Regions from separate parts of the Homo sapiens genome. Here region 1 is linked to region 2. Evidence: read pairs that join two places in POLR2A ChIA-PET (ENCODE). Cell type or tissue: GM12878. All regions are shown on one strand. Each heading gives the region's core, and the rest is flanking DNA. Links, peaks and the distances in the headings are about the cores only.

Evidence for each region. Peaks named below come from ENCODE experiments on the same cell type or tissue, not always from the same donor. Only the 100,000 strongest peaks of a DNase experiment are listed, where the experiment ranks them.
Region 1: POLR2A ChIA-PET joins it to region 2 with 11 read pairs; 3 of 35 experiments call an interaction of 5 or more read pairs at or near these places.

The regions. Positions count from the first base shown.
Region 1 is chr16:27,272,623-27,275,538 of GRCh38, forward strand. The region is part of intron 1 of NSMCE1-DT (NSMCE1 divergent transcript); the gene reads left to right. Among named protein-coding and RNA genes, the nearest start is that of NSMCE1, 5.3 kb to the left of the region's middle. In GM12878, for the core only: no CTCF peak of the experiment used is centred there; a DNase peak (open chromatin) is centred at 1,416.
Region 2 is chr16:27,397,570-27,400,485 of GRCh38, forward strand. No RefSeq gene overlaps it. Among named protein-coding and RNA genes, the nearest start is that of IL21R, 3.1 kb to the right of the region's middle. In GM12878, for the core only: no CTCF peak of the experiment used is centred there; a DNase peak (open chromatin) is centred at 1,562; H3K4me3 peaks cover 748 bases; H3K27ac peaks cover 2,279 bases.

The DNA.
Region 1 (2,916 bases), core at 258-2,757, 120 kb before region 2:
TCTCTACTAAAAATACAAAAATTAGCTGGGCATGGTGGTGCGTGCCTGTAGGCCCAGCTACTTGGGAGGCTGAGGCAGAAGAATCACTTAAACCCAGGAGGCAGAGGTTGCTGTGAGCTGAGATCGAGCCACTGTACTCCAGCCTGGGTGACAGAGTGAGATTCCATCTCAAAAAAAAAAAAAAAAAGAATTTGAGACTAGCCTGGCCAACATAGTGAGACCCCATCTCTACTAAAAATACAAAAAATTAGCCGGGCGTAGTGGCGCACACCTGTAGTCCCAGCTACTCTGGACGCTGAGGCAGGAGAATGTCTTGAACCCAGGAGGTGGAGGTTGCAGTGAGCCGAGACTGTGCCAGTGCACCCCAGCCTGGGCAACAGAGCAAGACTCTGTCTTAAAAAAAAAAAAAAAAACACCAAAAAAAAAACAGACAAAAAGGGATGGGGTCAAAGGTGTATAGCGACAGGATTACTGTTAACCTAGAGAAGAGAAGAGACACTTCTGAAACAGCAGGAAAAGAGGTGAAAGTGGCTAAAAAAAGCTCACTCCTGATGTTTTCCGTTTTCTCCGTAAGGTAGCAAACAGTATCAATCTTTGGCTGAAGAGGGCCTGGCGTGGTGGCTCACACTTGTAATCCCAGCACTTTGGGAGGCTGAGGTGGGAGGATTGCTTGAGATCAGGAGTTCGAGACCAGCCTGGGCAACACAGCAAGACCTCGTCTCTACAAAAAAAAAATTAAAAATTAGCCGAGTGTGGTGGCATGTGTCTGTAGTCCCAGCTACTTGAGAGGTTGAGGTGGGAGGATGGCTTGAGCCTGGGAGGTAGAGCCCAGGAGGTTGAGGCTACAGTTGAGGTTAAGGTTGAGGGATGGTGCCACTGCACACCAGCCTATCCCAAAAAAAGGTTGGGAGGTGCTGAGGAGATGCTAAGGGATTTAAGGGGAATGGATCAAAAGGTTTGGAAGAGACGCTGACGACAATGCAGAGATGAGTTCCTAGCTGAGGTTGAAACCAGAAATGTGTAGAGATGACAGTTGGTTATCTGATCCCTCCCTCAACACCCCCATCCCCATCCTGGGGGCTTCAGAGCAGAAGCTCAGCCTGGATTCATACTGAAGTGGGCCTTAGCTGGGGTTAAGCAACTGATTCATAGAAGGCCAAGTGACGGGAGAATGCTACTGTCAAGTGATCCACTATGGATCTGGCAAAAATAAAAAGAAGGGAAAGTGCTGACAAATTAAAATGGAAGCAGTACAGCAATCAGAGGCCTCTATGAGGTGAATCTCGTTCAGCAGGAACAAGTAGTGAGTAAGGATCGAAGTTCATCATGCAGAGTGGTCCCCCATGGGGTGACAGTCCTGCCTCAGTATGACTCAGAGGACGGCTCATTCCCTAGTGGGCTCTGTGAGTATTTATTGGGCCTTTGAAGTGCCAGACTTTGGACTCTCTATTCCTGGACAGCTCTGATGGTTCAGACTTCTCAAAGCTGACCCTAAAATGCATGAGAGCTATGAGTACATAAATTTGTTGACCACAAGGCGAGGGCCAAGGCCTTGGCTAGAGAGGAAGCTTCGGGAAATAATATGCTGAGGGTGTTGGTCTTTCACCCGAAGACCACAGAAGCTTATGAAAAGTAAGTGATGAGATCAGGCTTGTATTTTAGAAAAAAAAACTTTGGTATATCTATTCTTTACAGAAATTGACTATGTACTGGGCCACAAAGGAAGCTTAAATGAATTCCAAAGAATCTATAGACCACATTCACAAACCGCAATGTGGTAAAATTAAACATCAACAACAAAAAGAGAGCCAAAAAGGTGTAGATACAATACACCTTAAATTAGTAACTGCAGCTGCTTCTGAGGAAGGGGCCAGGAAGTCAGAATGAACTTTTTTTTTTAACCACGTACATCTATTACTTACGAATTTTTAAAAATTAAAAATTGGGCGGACGCACTGGCTCACGCCTGTAACCCCTGCACTTTGGGAGGCCAAGGCAGGTGGATCACCTGAGGTCAGGAGTTTGAGACCAGCCTGGACAACATGATGAAACCGCATCTCTACTGAAAATACAAAAAAATCAGCCAGGCATGGTGGTGAGTGCCTGTAATCCCAGCTACTCAGGAGGTTGAGGCAGGAGAATTCCTTGAACCCAGGAGGCAGAGGTTGCAGTGAGCCAAGATCGTGCCATTGTACTCCAGCCTGGGCAACAAGAGCAAAGCTCTGTCTCAAAAAAATAAAAATTAAAATTAAAATTAAAAATTATAAGCATATATTCGAGTTTTATTTCTTAAGTGAGGTGTTGAGTACAGGACCATGTACACAGGTATTATATTTTTTATATGTTGAAAGATTTTATCATACATTTTTAAAAGAAAAAGAACACATGTTTAGAAACTGAAAACATTCAGATTAAAAAGAAAACCAATATGGAAATTATAAAATATTTGGAAATAAATGACAATGAAAACCTGACATCATAAAACATGTGGGATCCAACTAAATAATTAGCTGGGCACGGGGTTCACGCCTGTAATCCCAGCACTTTGGGAGCCTGAGGTGGGCAGATCACCTGAGATCAGGAGTTCGAGACCAGCCTGGCCAACATGACAAAACCCCGTCCCTACTAAAAATACAAAAATTAGCCGGGCATGGTGGTGGATGCATGTAATCCCAGGTAATCAGCAGGCTGAGGCAGGAGAACCGCTTGAACCCTGGAGGCGGAGGCTGCAGTGACCTGAGATCACGCCACTGCGCTCCAGCCTGGGTGACAGAGCAAGACTCCATCTCAAAATAAAAATAATAATAATAATAATAATAATTAGAGGGGGACTTATAGCTTTATACTTCTTACAAAATAAGAAAAAATGTAAGGGAGTTAATTGTTAAAAGTTAGAAAAATAACAACTACAGAAAC
Region 2 (2,916 bases), core at 144-2,643:
AACCACAATGAGATACCACTTCACATCCGCTAGGATGGCTATAATAAAAACCAACAGAAAATACATATTGTCTGCTGGGTGCGGTGGCTCACGCCTGTAATCCCAGCACTTTGGGAGGCCGAGGCGGGCGCATCACGAGGTCAGGAGATCGAGACCATCCTGGCTAACACGGTGAAACCCCGTCTCTACAAAAGAAAATACAAAAAATTAGCCAGGCGTGGTGGCAGGCACCTGTAGTCCCAGCTACTCGGGAAGCTGAGGCAGGAGAATGGCGTGAACCCGGGAGGCGGAGCTTGCAGTGAGCCGAGATCGCGCCACTGCACTCCAGCCTGGGCGACAGACCGAGACTCCATCTCAAAAAAAAAAAAAAAAAGAAAAAAAAAAAAAAGAAAATACATATTGTCAAGGACGTAGAGAAATGGGAACCTTCAGACATTGCTGGTGGGAATATAATACAGGGCAGCTGCTGTGAAAAACAGTTTGTCAGTTTCTTAATAAGTTAAACTTATTTAAAAGTTAATAAGTTAAACTACCTTTAACTCAACAAGTCTCCTTCTGGGTATATATCCAAAAGATTTGAAAATGCATGTCTACACAAAGACTCGCATGCAAGTGTTCATAGCATGCTTGTTTGTAGTAAAGGAAAAAGTGGACATACTCCAAATGTCCATCATCTCATGAAAGGATAAATGAATGTGGCATATCTATGCAATGTAATATTCTTCAGCAATAAAAATCAATTTTTATTTTTTATTTTTTTGAGATGGAGTTTCGCTCTGTCTCCCAGGCTGGAGGGCAGTGGCACTAGCTCTGCTCACTGCAACCTCCACTTCCCGTGTTCAAGCAATTCTCCTGCCTCAGCCTCCTGAGTAGCTAGGGCTACAGGTGCACGTCACCATACCTAACTAATTTTTGTATTTTTAGTAGAACAGGGTTTCACCATGTTGGCCAGGCTGGTCTCAATCTCCCGGCGTGTGCAACCACACCAGGCTAATTATTGTATTTTTTAGTAGAGGCGGGGTTTTACCATGTTGTCCAAGCTGGTCTCGAACTCCTGATCTCAAGTGATCCGCCCACCTTGGCCTCCCAAAGTGTTGAGATTACAGGCATGAGCCACCGCGCCTGGCCTAAAAATGGATTTTTAGATATGTGGTGCCAACACACGCTACAACGTGGTTGAACCCCAAACACGCGATGCTGAAAGAAACTAAACACAAAAGACAACATATTGATATGAGATGCCTAGGAAAAAAAAAAAGCAAAATCAGTAGAGGCATAAAGTAGACGAGTGGCCCTGGGAATGGGAATGGAGATTGACTATAAGCAGGCACAAGGAACCTTTCAGGAGTGATGGGATTGTTTTAAAATTGGATCGTGGTTATAATTGCACAATTCGATAAATTCACTAAAAATCATTGAACTGTACATTTACAGTGGCTTGATTTTATGTTATGTAAAACATAGCTAAATAAAGCTCTTAAAATAAAAATAAAAAAGAGGAAATGGGTTGAGGGAGGGGGTGTGTCAATTATTTTTTCCCAGGAGGCCCCTTGGCTGAAATGCAAATGTGACCACTTCCTCCCCGCTGACCAGCTATCAGCACTGAGGCATGGTTGGAGGGCCGCTGAGATCCTATGGCACCTTCCTTCCAAGGGTATAGAGGCCATACTTATGAGACATTTACAGACCCAGAGGAACCCCTCAAGGGACCACATGTCTATTTCTGAGGGGACTCATGTTTACCCCAGTGGACATGGGCCTGGCAGCTCCAAATGCATCTACTTTTTAAGCACCAAGGGACTGTGACCCCTGCTGATCCCACCCATTCCCCAACTCCTGGCCTGAACTGAAAATGTAAACTGGATTAAGCCACTCTTAAGATGAAACCCTCCAATGATGACTTCCCATTTCCTTTGGAACAATCTACCTTCCTCACCCAAAACCGTGAGGTCCCATGTGGTGTAGATGTGTGATTTCCGTGCCTTCACCTTCTACTATTCCTCCATTTGCTCACTGTATTACGCCATGCTGTTCTCAAGTTCCTGGAGCCAGCCACATTCTTTCCTACCTCAGTGCCTTTGCACTTGCAGATCCTTCTGCCGATAATGTTCTTCCCATGGCTGGGCACTTCTTAGCACCTAGTGTACCCCCAAATGTCACAACCTTGATCTCTCATTGGTTTTCTATGACATTTAGTACAGTTTACATTGAGTTTGTCTGTTACTTCTTTTTGTCTAACTCTCCCTACTAGAATATAGGCTCCATGGGGGCTGTCACTGTGTGTATATTTCTGTGGGCTAGCCCCAGGATGTAGCCAAGCTGCGTGATTTTGGACAAGTCACTTAACCTCTCTGAGCCTGCTCAATAAATATTAGGGGGAGGAAGCAAGGAATGGCTGGGTGGGTGGGTGCAGAGAAGAATGAATGGGTGGATAGGTAGGTGGGTGGGTAGAAAGCAGGTAGATAAAGAAGGCAGGCAGGAGGGAGGGAGGAGAAATTGAATATCCTTGTTTTCATACACACCCCAGAGCAGTGTAGTGAGTTAAGAGTGCGGGCTCTGGAGCCCAAATGACTGAGTTCAAATCCCAACTCTGGCACTCATCAGCTGTGTGACCTTGGACAAGTCACTTAACCTCTCTGAGCCTCAGTTTCCTCATCTGTAAAACAGGGACGATGATGATGATGATGATAACTATCTTCTAGACTCATTCTTTTTCATTTTGGGGATTTTATTTTTGAAGACAGAGTCTTGCTCTGTTGCCCAGGCTTGAGTGCAGCACTACAGTCATAGCTCACTGCAGCCTTCAGCTCCTTGGCTCAAGTGGTCCTCCCACCTCAGCCTCCAGAGTAGCTGGGACTACAGGCGTGCACCACCATGACTGTCTAATTTTTAAATTTTTTTATAGAGACAGGGTCT